Linked DNA regions of Homo sapiens: region 1 is linked to region 2. The links are chromatin contacts, found by Hi-C or POLR2A ChIA-PET in ENCODE. All regions are on one chromosome and are shown on one strand. The core of a region is the stretch at or near the end of the contact, and the rest is flanking DNA. Distances in the headings are between cores, read along the strand shown.

Region 1 (7,486 bases), core at 4,092-6,591, 140 kb before region 2:
TAAGCTAAGCTGTGTCCACGTGTGGGTGAGCAGACAGCATGACAGAATGTATGACTACTGATTTAAAGAAAACTGGCCTTGACATTCTAGTGTGTGGATACATCAAAGCAAAACTATTATTATCTTGAAAACAGAGATTGTTATGGGTATTGGACATCTGGACTCTTGGCTGTAGTAGGAGTGTGTCCTTGTAGGTATCTTTAGGCTGTTTCTTCCACTGTAAACAGCCCATGAATGTGGGTCGTGACCAGCAGAGAATGGGCTTTACTATTTCTCAAGATGGAGCTGAACTTAAAATGGTGCTACTCTGGCCCTCCTAGGCTCCTGGTTCCCTAACATTACCCCCACTAATTTTGAGGGAACCCTTAATCTTTTTGTTTTGTTTTGTTTTTTTGAGACAGGGTCTCGCTCTGCCACCCAGGCTAGAGTGTGGTGGTGCGATCTTGGCTCACTGCAGCCTCTGCTTCCCGGGCTCAAGTGATTCTCGTGCCTCATCCTCCCAAGTATCTGGGATTACAAGCATGCGCCACTATGCCCAGCTAAGAGAGCCCTTAATTTTAAGAGGAGAGGAGGGTGAAGGTCATTCTTCTGTAACTTCTTCCTGCTGATAGTGGACATCGATTGCTGGGACAGGGTCCTTTCACGAAAGCATGCAGTGAGCCTCCTCAGGGAGCCAGGTGGTTCCTTGCTTGAGCAATGTCCCAATAGTTCCTATAAAGGTAAAATATGAAATGAGTAAATAGATGGGCAAAGAAGTTGCTGAGCTATTTTATCTTGCAAACCTACACAAGTGCAACAGAAGTAAAAAGCACAGCAATTTATAATAACGAGTATTACAATACCAAGCATGCTGAAAAGAAATGCTTTCCAAGTACTGGATAGCTAACAAACCAGGCCATTATGGGGCCTTGAGACAGAGAATTAATGCTGTAATGTGAGTTTCCAAGGAACTCATAGCCTGGGATACATTATGGGAATACTCAGGAATATAAATACAACATTCAGTTTTGATCAGGGCAAAAATTCCCCCTTGGGCTGCAGTTAAAATGTCTAAAGCCATACAGTTTTGTAGAGCCATTTGTCTTATTTGGTAAGTCTCTTCTGTCAGAAGGGTGATAGCCTGGTAAGTATTTTTTTTTTTTTGAGACGGAGTCTCGCTCTGTTCCCCAGGCTGGAGTGCAGTGGTGTGGTCTCAGCCCACTGCAAGCTCTGCCTCCCAGGTTCACACCATTCTCCTGCCTCAGCCTCCCGAGTAGCTGGGACTACAGGCGCCCGCCACCATGCCTGGCTAATTTTTTGTATTTTTAGTAGAGACGGGGTTTCACCATGTTAGCCAGGATGGTCTTGATCTCCTGACCTCGTGATCCGCCCACCTCGGCCTCCCAAAGTGCTGGGATTACAGGCGTGAGCCACCGCTGCTGGCCCTGATGAGTATTATTGAAAGCTACAGTGGGCTGAGCCTGGTGGCTCACACCTATAATCCCAGCACTTTGGGAGGTTGAGGCAGGTGGATCACTTGAGTTCAGGAGTTAGAGACCAGCCTGGCCAACGTGGTGAAAACCTGTCTCTACTAAAAAAACAAAAATTGGCTAGGTGTGGTGGCGCACGCTTGTTGTTCCAGCGACTCAGGAGGCTAAGGCTAACCTGGGAGGTGGAGTTTGCAGTGAGCCGAGATGGCACCACTGCTTTTCAACCTGGGTGACAGAGCGAGACTCCCTCTCAAAAATAAATAAATAAAAGCTGCAGCTGTGTGTTTTGCCAGGGCTTCTACTTGTAATTCAACATCTATAGCCACTGCTTGAGGAGAGAAGACAGCCATAGAATAAAATCACCAAGAAGCCCACTTTTTCTGTCTATGACGGGCTGTCACTGTTTCCCAATTGGTGGGGAGGGAATCTAGATGTGTAAGGACACCTGGGAGATAAGGACAGTCTCAAGTGTATTGTCCAGTCCAACTGTAAGGTGGATATGGTCAACTGTGAGACTCACATGCTCATAACCATCCCCAAGGAGAGGAATGGGCACCCAATCTTAGAGATGTATTTTGCTGTCCTATCCACATCTGATCAGTTAAGGGGAGGGTTTGATTGCGTTGGTTGGGTGGCAGCCATCCATGTTATATATTTCAGCCTGGAGGCTGCTGTTTTCATGCCTCTCAAGGCATAAAGGTACTTTGCTTACTACTTGAATTTGGGTAGCCATTAACCAACTAAACTCATTATATATGGTGTAGCCTAAAGTAGGGATGTTATTGGGAGGCCAAGGCAGGTGGATCACCTGAGGTCGGGAGTTTGAGACAAGCCGGACCAACATGGAGAAACCCCGTCTCTACTAAAAATACAAAATTACCCAGGCGTGGTGGCACATGCCTGTAATCCCAGCTACTCAGGAGGCTGAGGCAGGAGAATCACTTGAACCGGGGAGGCAGAGGTTGCAGTGAGCCGAGATCACGCCACTGTACTCCAGCCTGGGCAACAAGAGCGAAACTCCATCTCAAAAAAAAAAAAAAAGTAGGGATGTTAATCATTTGTTTGTGGATTAACTGAAAAAGGCATTTCTTAGCTTCAGTGTAGAAAGAAAAGGAATAGTGACTGGTATCCCTTTGGTGCATTGGAGAAGGAAGATACTCATTTCTTTTTTGTGTGTGTGGTTTTTTTTTTTTGGAGACGGAGTCTGTCTCTGTCCCCCAGACTGGGGTGCAGTGGCGCGTAATCTCGGCTCACTTCAAATTCCACCTCCCGGGTTCAAGGGATTCTCCTGCCTCAGCATTCCGAGTAGCTGGGATTACAGGCACGTGCCATCACGCCCGGCTAATTTTTGTATTTTTAGTAGAGACGGGGTTTCCTCATGTTGGTAAGGCTGGTCTCAAACGCCTGGCCTCATGATCCGCCTGCCTCAGCCTCTCAAAGTGCTGGGATTACAGGCATGAGCCACCGCGCCCAGCTAAGGTGTGTTATTTCTTACAGACTACTTATAGAAGTGGCTCCAAAGGCTTAAATCAGCCTATTGAATATGCCAAAATAAGCCTGAGGTCGATGAAAGAGGTAACTCATGGCTTACCGAACAATTTGGTTTTGCAGGGGGAGAGAGTTTGTGCCCAATCTGCAAACAAATTAGTTTCAACTCTATAGCAAAACAAGCTTAATATTAAGGCCGGGCGTGGTGGCTCACGCCTGTAATCCCAGCACTTTGGGAGGCCGAGACGGGCAGATCACGAGGTCAGCAGATCGAGACCATCCTGGCTAACATGGTGAAACCCCGTCTCTACTAAAAATACAAAAAAAAAAAAAAAAAAAATTAGCCGGGTGTGGTGGCAGGCGCCTGTAGTCCCAGCTACTCGGGAGACTGAGGCAGGAGAATGGCGTGAACCCGGGAGGCGGAGCTTGCAGTGAGCTAAGATTGCGCCGCTGCACTCCAGCCTCGGCGACAGAGAGAGACTCCGTCTCAAAAAACGAAAAACAAAAAAAAAAACAGTAACTTCATTTTGTGAGTGGTACCCATTCACTGGATGGCTTTTTCTTGAAAAGAAGCTTTTTTTTTTTTTTTTTTTTTTTAAGATGGAGTCTCACTCCTGTTTCCTAGGCTGGAGTGCAGTGGTGCGATCTCAGCTCACTGCAACCTCCGCCTCCCAGGTTCAAGTGATTCTCCTGCCTCAGCTTCCTGAGTAGCTGGGATTACAGGCGCCCGCCACCACACCTGGCTAATTTTTGTATTTTTAGTAGAGACAGGGTTTCACCATGTTGGCCAGGTTGGTCTCTAATTCCTAACCTCAGGTGATCCGCCCCCTTCGGCCTCCCAAAGTGCTGGGATTACAGGTGTGAGCCACTGCGCCTGGCCTGAAGAGAAGCTGTTGATCCTTTATTGGCTCACAGGAGTGTTCCAGAACAGCGGCCCCTGTGTGAGATGCCTGTGGCATGTAGCTCCAGGAGAGACAGGTTTAATTCCGGATAAGTGTACCCAACTGCATACTGATATTCACAAAGTGCCTTTTGTACCTGTCGAAAATTAATATATTTTTGCAATTGGTGGCTGTTTTCATGTATTAGAAAATCTGCAGTCAAGAAAGGCCTGCTGCCCCGGCACAGTGGCTCACGCCTGTAATCCTAGCACTCTGGGAGGCTGAGATGGGTGGATCACCTGAGGTCAGAAGTTCAAGACCAGCCTGGCCAACATAGTGAAACCCTGTCTCTACTAAAAATACAAAAATTAGCTGGGCATGGTGGCACAGGCCTGTAGTCCCAGCTATTCAGGAGGCTGAGGCAGGAGAATCACTTGAACCTGAGAGGCAGAGGTTGCAGTGAGCCGAGATTGCACCACTGAGCTCCAGCTGGGGCGACAGAGTGAGACTCTGTCTAAGAAAAAAAAAAAAGGAAGAGAAGAAAGAAAGAAAGAAAGAGAAAGAAAAAAGAAAGAGAGGAAGGAGGGAGGGAAGGAAAGAAATATTTGAAAATTGTGAAATGAAATTAAACATTTGATTATCCATTTTAATTCTCTGGAAATGGAAATCCCCATAACATGTAAACTCACATAGAGTATATAAATCCAACTTTTTCACTTGATTTTCAGAAATACTGTGCATATGTGCAAAAGTAAAGGCATGGTCTGGCCGGGCACGGTGGCCCATGCCTGTAATCCCAGCACTTTGGGAGGCAGAGGCGGGTGGATCACTTGAAGTCTGGAGTTCAAGACCAGCCTGGCCAATATGGTGAAACCTCGTCTCTACCAAAAATACAAAAATTAGCCGGGCTTGATGGTGGGCGCCTGTAGTCCTACCTACTCCGGAGGCTGAGGCAGGAGAATTGCTTGAACCTCGGAGACGGAGGTTGCAGTGAGCCGAAATCGCCACTGCACTCCAGCCTGGGCGACAGAGCAAGACTCTGTCTCAACCAGCCAACCAACCAACCAACTAACCAACCAACCAACCAACCAACCAAAGAATAAAGGCATGGCTGGCACAAAGCCAGGAAGCACGCCTGGCCGGGTGGCTCCCCACATTGGCCACCAGGGGGCACCATCATCTCATAACTGTCTGGCTCTGGGACCTACACATGCGAGAGAGGAATTTTTTAGTGCGGTTTGAGAAGGAATAAGCAACCTGCTGTTTAATGTGTTCATTCAATGGGTCTTTTACAAATTGCTATTTGTAACCTAGAGCGTGCCAGTTATTTAGGATATAATTAGGTTTTTGCTGTTTCACTAACATACCTCACATACCTCGTATAAATGCTTTTTTTTTTTTTAACACACCTCTATACTAAAGAGGAAAATGCTTTTAAATGTAATCTTGAGGTTAATTGACTCTCACTTCTCCTTTCTCTGAAGGGCCTGCAGAACTCTTTCAGTTCTGACGTGGCCCCAGTAGTTTTTTGGTTTTATTTTTTTGAGATAGGGACTCTCTCACCCAGGCTGGGGTACAGTGGCACGATCATAGCTCACTGCAGCCTCTGCCTCCCAGGCTCAAGTGATCCTCCCTCCTCAGCCTCTTGAGTAGCTGGGGCTAAAGGCATGCGCCATCACGCCCAGCTAAGCTTTGTTTGTTTGTTTTTTGTTTGTTTGTTTGTTTGTTTGTTTTAGAGACAGGGTTTCACTATGTAGCCCAGGCTGATCTTGAACTTCTGAGCTCAAGCAATCGGTCCACCTTGGCCTCTCGAAGTGCTGGGATTACAGGCGTGAGCCACCTGGTCGTTTTTTGTTTTTTTTTTTTTTGAGATAGAGTCTCACCCTGTCGCCCAGGCTGGGGTGCAATGGTGAGATCTCGTCTGACTACAATCTCTACCTACTGGGTTCAAATGATTCTCCTGCCTCAGCCTCCCGAGTAGCTGGGATTACAGGTGCCTGCCACCATGCCCAGCTATTTTTTTTGTATTTTTAGTACAGACGGGGTTTCACCATGTTGGCCAGGCTGGTCTTGAACTCCTGACCTCGTGATCCGCCCGCCTCAGCCTCCCAAAGTGCTGGGATTACGGCGTGAGCCACCACGCCTGGTTACCACCTAGTAGTTTTTATCTGGTGACATCTCATCTCTTTGAAATCTGAAACACCAAATCTAAGTAAGAATCTGACTTTAGATTTTGATGTCTTTAAATTAGATAAACTAGCTGGACGCGGTAGTTCAAGCCTATGATCGCAGCACTTTGGGAGGCCAAAGTGAGAGGATCGCTTGAGTCCAGGAGTTCAAGACCAGCATGGGCAACATGACAAAACCCCTCTCAATAAATAAAATAAAAATAAAAGAATACAAATAAATAACTAAATTAGGTAAACTGTTGCACTTAATATTTATCTGAGCCAGTGGTGTTTATGTCAAGATGGGGTCAGATTCTAGACTAAATCAAACTCTCAGACAAGAAAATGGCCTCTTGCCCTGTCATGCTCTCTGTCATGTTATGCTGCGGTAAGAAGGCCCTCACCAGATGCAGCCCAACAGCTGTGGACTTTCAAACCTCCAGAACTGTAAGAAATACGTTTATTTTTAAAATAAATTTAAAAGGCTGGGCATGGTGGCTCATGCCTGTAATCCCAGCACTTTGGGAGGCCGAGGTGGGTGGATCACCTGAGGTTAGGAGTTTGAGACCAGCCTGGCCAACATGGTGAAGCCCCATCTCTACTAAAAATACAAAAATCAGCCAGGCGGGGTGGCACGAAGCCTGTAATCCCAGCTACTCGGGAGGCTGAGGCAGGAGAATCGCTTGAACCTGGGAGGCAGAGGTTGAAGTGAGCCAAGATTGTGCCGTTGCACTCCAGCCTAGGCGACAGCAAGACTTTGTTTTTTTGTTTTTTGTTTTTCAAAAAAAGAAAGAAAGAAATCTCCAGCATGGGGAACATTATGAAACCCTGTCTACAAAAACTGCAGGAAAAAAAAAATCACTGAACATGGTAGTGGGCACCTGTAGTCCCAGCTACTCGGGAGGCACAAGAGGATCATTTGAGCCAGGAAGGCAGAGGTTGCAGTGAGCTAAGATTGCACCATTGCACTCCAGCCTGGGCAACAGAGTGAGACCCACCCTGTCTCCAAAAAAAGAAAGGAAAAGAAAGGAAAGGAAAAGGAAAAAGAAAAAAAAAGGAAAGCAAAGGAAAGGAATCTCATGTCAAATAATCATAGTAGAAGTTAAAGTACATAACAATGGCATCTATTTTCATTGCCATGTTACTGCAGAGAGTAGTTTTTGGTGGTCATTGCATTTTTTTTTTTTTTGAGACATGGTCTCACTCTGTCACCCAAGCTGGAGTGTAGTGGCGTGATCTCTGCTCCCTATGGTCTCCACCTCCCTCCCACTTCAGCCTCCAAAGTAACTGGCATTATAGGCGCACATCAGCATGCCTAGCTAATTTTTGTATTTTTTGTAGAGATGGGGTTTTGCCATGTTGCCCAGGCTGGTCTGGAACTCCTGAGCTCAAGCAATCTGCTGGTCTTGGCCTCCTAAAGTGCTGAAGTGCTGGGATTACAGGTGTGAGCCACCACACCCGGCCTGATTATTGTCTTTAG
Region 2 (6,832 bases), core at 1,685-4,184:
GCTCAAGAGCCCATTATAGAATTTTCTGAGGTTTAAATACCCTCTAGAGGTTTTCCATTGGTTACTTAGTGTACACTCTATGTAAATGAAGTAATGGCCCACGATCAGTCTGTTTGGTTGTGGGAGGATATCAATCAGAAGCTGAAGCAAAGTTACACCCTACACAAACATACAACCAATCAGAGGCTGAAGTGAAGTTACAAAGTTACACTCCTATGCAAATGAAGACTTGGCCCACGACCATCCTGATTGGTTGTGGGAAGGAAACAATCAGAGGTACTTTCAGTTTTTAGTCTGTCATGCAGAAAAAGGGTAGGGGGAAGGTACAAAGGGAGTAGCCACTGGTCCTTTTGCTACTTGGGCATGGAAAGTTGGGGTTTTCCTTTTGATTTAGTTCTAGAAAGTCAGCATGAATCGGCCTTAGGTTCCCTGCCTCCAGACCCTGTTCTCCTGCCTCATAATGAGTTACCAGTGCTGATTAAATGTCTCTTTTATCCCTGCATGATGTTGTGCATCTATAAGCCCAGCTACTCAGGAGGTTGAGGCAGTGTGACTGCTTGAGCCCAGGAGTTTGAGACCAGAATGGGCACCATAGCAAGACCCTGTCTCAAAATAGGTAGGTAGGTAGGTAGGTAGGTAGGTAGGTAGAGGTAGGTAGGTAGGTAGGTGGATGGATGGATGGATGGATAGATAGATAGATAGATAGATAGATAGATAGATAGATAGATAGAAGATAGAGAGATAGTCAACCTTGAGAGGGTCTTAGAAATAAAGTAGGTCATAGTTTTCAGATTATTTAGGAAGGGCTCTTCTTAGAAGCCTGAATAATATTTGAGATGTTCATAAACTCTATGATTATATAATTCAGGGGGCCCCAAAGTAAGGAGGTAGCAGGCATGATAGATATAGAAATGAATTGGGTATATACGTAAGAATGGGAAAAAAATAAAAAAGATACAGAAATGATTAAAGGTGAACTGAGACACAGTGATAGCCATTGCTATTTTTGAGTTGTTTTGTTTGGTTTTTGTTTTTGTTTTTGAGATAGTCTCGCTCTGTCACCCAGGCTGGAGTGCAGTGGCACAATCTTGGCTCACTGCAACCTCCACCTCCTGGGTTCAGGCAATCCTCCTGCCTCAGCCTCCCGAGTAGCTGAGATTACAGGCGCACACCACTATGCCCAGCTAATCTTTTGTATTTTTAGTAGAGACAGGGTTTCACCATATTGGCCAGGCTGGTGTTGAACTCCTGACCTCAAGTGATCTGCCCTCCTTCAGCCTCCCAGAATGCTGGTATTATGAGCACATCCCACCACACCTGGCTCATTTTTGCATTTTTAGTAGAGATGGGGTTTTGCTATGTTGGCCAGGCTGGTCTTGTACTCCTGACCTCTAGTGATCCACCCGCCTCAGCCTCCCAAAGTGCTGGGATTACAGGCGTTAGCCACTGCACCCGGCCTCTTTTTTAGTATTTTAAAGATATTGTTAAAAGACTCCATTATAACCTGATAATCTAACAGAAGGAAATTAATATTCACTAGATGCCTGCTAGAGTACTTTATGTATGTTATTTTCACATACATGTTTACATGTACCCAGTGAGAATTCTTATATTTTCAAAGGTTAAGTAATTTGCCCAAAGTTAGGCAGTAAGACTCAGAAATTAAATCCAGATCATTTTTACTCTCTAGCTCACTTTTTTTCTCAACTGCCTTGCTGCCTTCCCAAAAGAAAAACTGTGTAACTGAGTTTTGATCTACACTGGAAATGTTATGGGTCACACTGGACCCTTTGTGATATTTTTGTATCACAGTAAACTCTTTCCAGCCTGGGCTCGCTCTAGGGAGGGGATAGCATGGTGCTATTTGTAAGGACAAATGCCTAAAGCACTTGGCACTTTGACTTTGATTCCTTACAGAGTACAATGTGGTTATTTTCCTAAACTGTTATACAATACTAAAATAATCAGAGATGCCATTTTGCTGGAAGTTAATATTGTAGATGCCTAGCGTCATCTTTGGTGAAGACTCTACTATAGATATTATGTAGAACACAACTGTTAGTTATCTTTATAAGACTTGGAAGAGTCCAGACAAGCATCTGACTAAAATAGTTGAACAGCAGTGACAAAAAAATAACTTATGAGCTGCTTATGCAGCAAATTAATAGAAAGGCATTTAGGAAAAGAGTGTTTAAATCAAGCAGTGGAAAACTGGATAAGAATATGAATAGATCACAATACTTAATCTTCTTAAATTAGTAAGATATTTCAAAATATAACTTATTCTGTGAGAAATCAGAATGGTATTCAAAGTGAGGTTCTAGCCTAAGCAACATAGGGAGGCCCTGTCTCTACAAATTAAAAAAGAAATAGCTGGGTGTGGTGGCACCATGCCTGTGGTCCCAGCTACTCTGGAGGCTGAGGTGGGAGGATCACTGGGGCCTGGGTACAAGTACGTTCTTACTATATGAATCCACAGTCATTTGGAACAAAATGCCACCCTTCATGTGTTTTCTTTCTTTTAATCATTTGAATGAATTAATAGTGAGATATCCATGATAGCTTTTGCCTCTATCTGCAAAACATTAATCTTTAAAGTAATTATCAGCTTCCTTGATCTTTGATATTTTCTTTACTCCTTGCCCCTGAGGTTATTTTATGTAAGCAGCAAAAGTTTCCCCCTGAAGAATAATCGCAAAGGCTGTGTTTTGATGGTTAAGCACCACATAGCATTTTTTTTATTGCTGCAAATCTAAAAGGATTTGCTTGTACTCCTGGAAAATCTCTGAAAAGCATCCCATTAAAGTAGTTTGCATTCGGGTCACAGATTTACTGCCTTTAATTTCCTCTTTGATTTACTAGTAAGTGCGTTTGTATGAAGCTGTAATTTATTCCCACCTAAAGATATAAAGCTTTGTCTTGCCTTTAGCAAAATTCCACCGCAGTGAGTCATCACCTTCTGTAATATTAGTCATTCCTCTAACAACAGTAGTGCTTTGAATAAAAGGTCATTAATTTCATACATAAATTAAGTACCCAAAGCAGTGAACTTTGTTAAATAAAATGTTTAATGTGTATGAGTACAGTGCAAATAAAATAGAAAATAAATACAAGTGACAGGTGAAATAATTCCTGAATTAGTTTTTTTTCCTCAGTTGCTGATCAGAGATTTTTATGAAAAAAAGTAAATATCACAGAACAGAAAGAACAATACAATAAACAGTCAATGTATGTATTAATCACCTAGAACTAACATATGTCAACATTGACATGTTTGCTTCAGAGCTCTACATTTCCTTTCCTTTCCCTTTCCCTTCCTCCCTTTCTTTGCTTTCTTTTCTTTCTTTCCCTTGTTTCCACAGTCTCACTCTGTCTCCCAGATTGGAGTGCAGTACATTTAATTAAATTAATTAATTTATTTGAGACAGTCTCACTCTGTCACCCTGGCAGTTCAGTGGTGCAATCTTGGCTTACTTACAACCTCTGCCTCCGGTGTTCAAGTGATTCTCATGCTTCAGCCTCTTGAGTAGCTGGGATTATAGTCGCGCACCATCACGCCTGGCTAATTTTTGTATTTATGGTAGAGACGGGGTCTCCCTATGTTGGCCAGGCTGGTCTCAAACTCCTGGCCTCAAGTGATCTGCCCGCCTCGACCTCTGTGAGCCACTGTGCCTGGTCTGCATTTCATTTTAAATGAAATAAAGCATTGCAAACAGAGCTGAAGGTCCCCCACCCCACTTTCACATCTCTTTGAGGTAATCTGCTTATTGGCATCCATGACTATGTAATATTCTAGTTGATAGATCTTATCTTTAAGCCTGTGTTGTACCTAAGAATTCATAGGAAGAAAACATGGTCAATAACTTTTAAGCAAACTGTATGAAAATATAAGGATTCTATTTTTTATGTCTGTCCTAATGAAACATCATAAATATATTTTAGGTAACAAAAGAGTAATAACTATTATAAAGCTCTTACTTTATAATTTGCTGTTAACTTTGATTACAAAGAAGGATATAGTGGAATGAAGAGCAAAGAGTAAACGGTGAAAGGTTGGCTGAAGAAACCTATTCAGATGCTTATCTTGTAAGAGTAAAAGGAAAAAGGGCTATATATACTTTTTGTAGACTTAGCAATTACTTGAATTTGAAATGGATAATCCCAAATTACATTCATAGGTTTGACATTAGAATGAAGATAAGCCCTCATTTTGAGCCAAGTTTAGGTTCAAGCTCACAATAAAATTTTTTTTTTTTCTTGAGACAGGTTCTGACTCTGTCATCCAGACTGGAGTGCACTGGTGCAATCTTGGCTCACTGCAGCCTTGACCTCCCATGCTCTAGCGATCCTCCACCTCAGCCCCCCAAGTAGCTGAGACTACAGGTGTGCACCACCACGCCTGGCTAATTTTTGTACTTTTTGAGGAGACGGGGTTTGGCTATGTTGCTTAGGCTACTCTCGAACTCCTGGACTCAAGCAATCTGCCCACCTCGGCCTCTCAGAGTGCTAGGATTACAGGTGTGATCCACGATGCCTAGCCATATCTCACAGTAAAATTATAGGAATGGGGCTTTCATTGCTGGAGGACCATTGCTGGAAGACCCTTTTGCCCCCGCCACCCCCATCCTCTCGCCCGTTTCCTTAACATTGCAGCTAGAATATTTCACTGGCATCTCAAATGCAACATATCCAAAACTGAATTCATTATTCGTCCCACCAGTCTTTTGTCAGTGAATGGTACAACCATCCACCTACTTGCCAAGTCCAACAATGTACACATCACCCTGAAAGTTCTCACTTACTCACCCTCTCCCATATATAATCAGTTATCTGTCTACTTCTCTCTGTTCCGTATACTCACCTTGGTCCAAACCATCAAGATCTCTTACCTGGACTCCTGCAGTAACCTGTCCATTTCATTCCTCATACTATAGCTTCTGCTTCTGCTGTTCCTTCTCTCTGGAAGGCTCTTCCACCTCTCCTTCACCTAGTGAATTCTTACTATTCCTTCAGACTTCACTGTAAACATTTATATAGAGAAGCTGCTCCTGACCATCACCTTCCACCGTCTTCCCAGCACTCAGGTCACCTTAGGTTCTCTTAGTACCTTGTATACCTTTTTGTAGCACCTATCTCAGTTGCAGTTAACCAATTACTTAGCTAGTAGTCAACTGTGTATCTCGTGCTTAATGTAAGCACCATGAGAACAGGAGCAGTGTCTCTTATTCATTGTTATATCCCTAGCTTTGCGCATAGTAGATGTTCAAATTGTTGAATAAATGAAGTGATACTTGCTTACAATACTTCTCTTCCCTGTCCTTGACTAGGTGTGACCTCCACTGCAAAACCATCTCTTAAGCAGGAGTAGTTACTCTGTCTTTTCTTATGATATCTCGAACAGAGTCCGTAGCAACACTGATCACATTTTTTTGGTAACTGCTGGTTTCTGTGTCTGTCTTTCCTACTAGACTGTGAACTCCCTAAAGGAAAGGATTATTTTTATCTTTGTCTTTTGAGTTACCAAGATCTAATGCAAAACATGGGACAAAATAAGTGTTTATGGAAGGAGGGAGAGAAGAGGGGAGGGAGGGAGGGAGACATTCTGAGAAATGTGTTGTTAGGTGATTTTATTGTGCAAACATCATAGAGTGTATATACACATACACAGACCTAGGTGATATAGCCTACTATACTTCTAAGTTATATGGTATAACGTATTGCTCCAGCCGTTGTCCTATAGGCAGTCCATTGTTGACCAGAGTGTGGTTATACAGTATATGATTGTATTTGCATAATGAGGGAGAGGCCATGGAAGTCATAGAACTACAAGATGTGGAAAAAGGAATTTTAAAATTCTAGCCAAACTGCCTGAAACGGTCTAGAGAAATATAAGAACATTTGCTGACTCAAACTGGGAAAGTTACACACTTGTCATTATAAGCCTGCTTTGGCTAAAGTAATCTGGTTACTAGTAGTAGTCTGATCATCAGTGACACCTCTAATTTTTAGTTGTTTTATTGTGGGATGGTGAGGGGGTATTGTTAGTAGATAGCAAAGTTAAGGGTTAATTAGAAATGTTTAATACCGTGATAAACAAATCTTGATTTATATTTCAGGTTTTCTGAGATTTCTTGTAGTTCCTGACAGTTTAACAATTCTGATGAAACTCAGGTTTTCTGAGAAAGTATCTTGTAGTTCCTGATATAAAACAGTACTGTATATCTTTTAAAAATGGAAAAATAATAGCATTTTGCAGTTCATGTTTCCCGATTAGATATATAGTTCTTACTTTTTTTGATTTGTTGGAAGAGCATTTAGGAAAAATTCTTACATCTGTTGTCTGTAGCATAGAAAGCCATTCTTCACTTTGAGTACAACTTTTGGCAAGCTTTTTCTGTAAATGTTTGAATGTGCGCTCAAGAAAGCTACAAACCCTTAAGGGAATATTTGGCAGCTGTTCAACAGCAGTTGAGCTATGATTTTGTGATTTAGGATGACAGGAACGCCTATCAATTAAATTAAATCTTTATGTTGACTTTGGTGGTCACTATGTTTCTGTATTGCCTACTTGATGGAAAAAGAATTACAAGCTGAAGTCCAGGCACTGTGGCTCACACTGTAATCCCAGCACTTTGGGAAGCTGAGGCGAGTGGATCACTTGAGACCAGAAGTTCAAGACCAGCCTGGCCAACATGGTGAAACCTCGTCTCTACTAAAAGTACAAAAAAAAAAAAAAAATAGCCGGGTATGCACGCCTATAATCGCACACACTTGTAATCCCAGCTACTTGGGAGGCTGAGGCAGGAGAATTGCTTGAACTCAGGAGGTGGAG

Evidence for each region. Hi-C counts contacts between places; a loop is a spot of excess contacts on that map. ChIA-PET counts read pairs that join two places held with the same protein, here RNA polymerase II (POLR2A). Pooled maps may share reads with other maps.
Region 1: a loop to region 2 is called in a map of endothelial cell of umbilical vein, with 5 times the contacts of the local background. The contact joins two enhancer-like sites. A Hi-C loop is called at or near these places in 4 of 168 maps with a recorded cell type or tissue (B cell, Calu3, K562 and 1 more), 4 of 37 single-sample maps with no recorded cell type and 10 of 50 pooled maps. POLR2A ChIA-PET finds 5 or more read pairs at or near these places in 4 of 52 experiments (IMR-90, OCI-LY7, Panc1 and 1 more).

Annotation. Positions count from the first base shown.
Region 1 is chr12:31,634,351-31,641,836 of GRCh38, reverse strand. All of the region lies in intron 1 of LOC124902913 (a long non-coding RNA gene), which reads left to right. Among named protein-coding and RNA genes, the nearest start is that of ETFBKMT, 22 kb to the left of the region's middle. Within about 2 kb of position 5,341, at least 4 of the 41 ENCODE cell types and tissues checked have a DNase peak (open chromatin) inside an H3K27ac peak, as active enhancers do.
Region 2 is chr12:31,488,038-31,494,869 of GRCh38, reverse strand. All of the region lies in intron 2 of DENND5B (DENN domain containing 5B), which reads left to right. Among named protein-coding and RNA genes, the nearest start is that of DENND5B-AS1, 98 kb to the left of the region's middle. Within about 2 kb of position 2,934, at least 5 of the 41 ENCODE cell types and tissues checked have a DNase peak (open chromatin) inside an H3K27ac peak, as active enhancers do.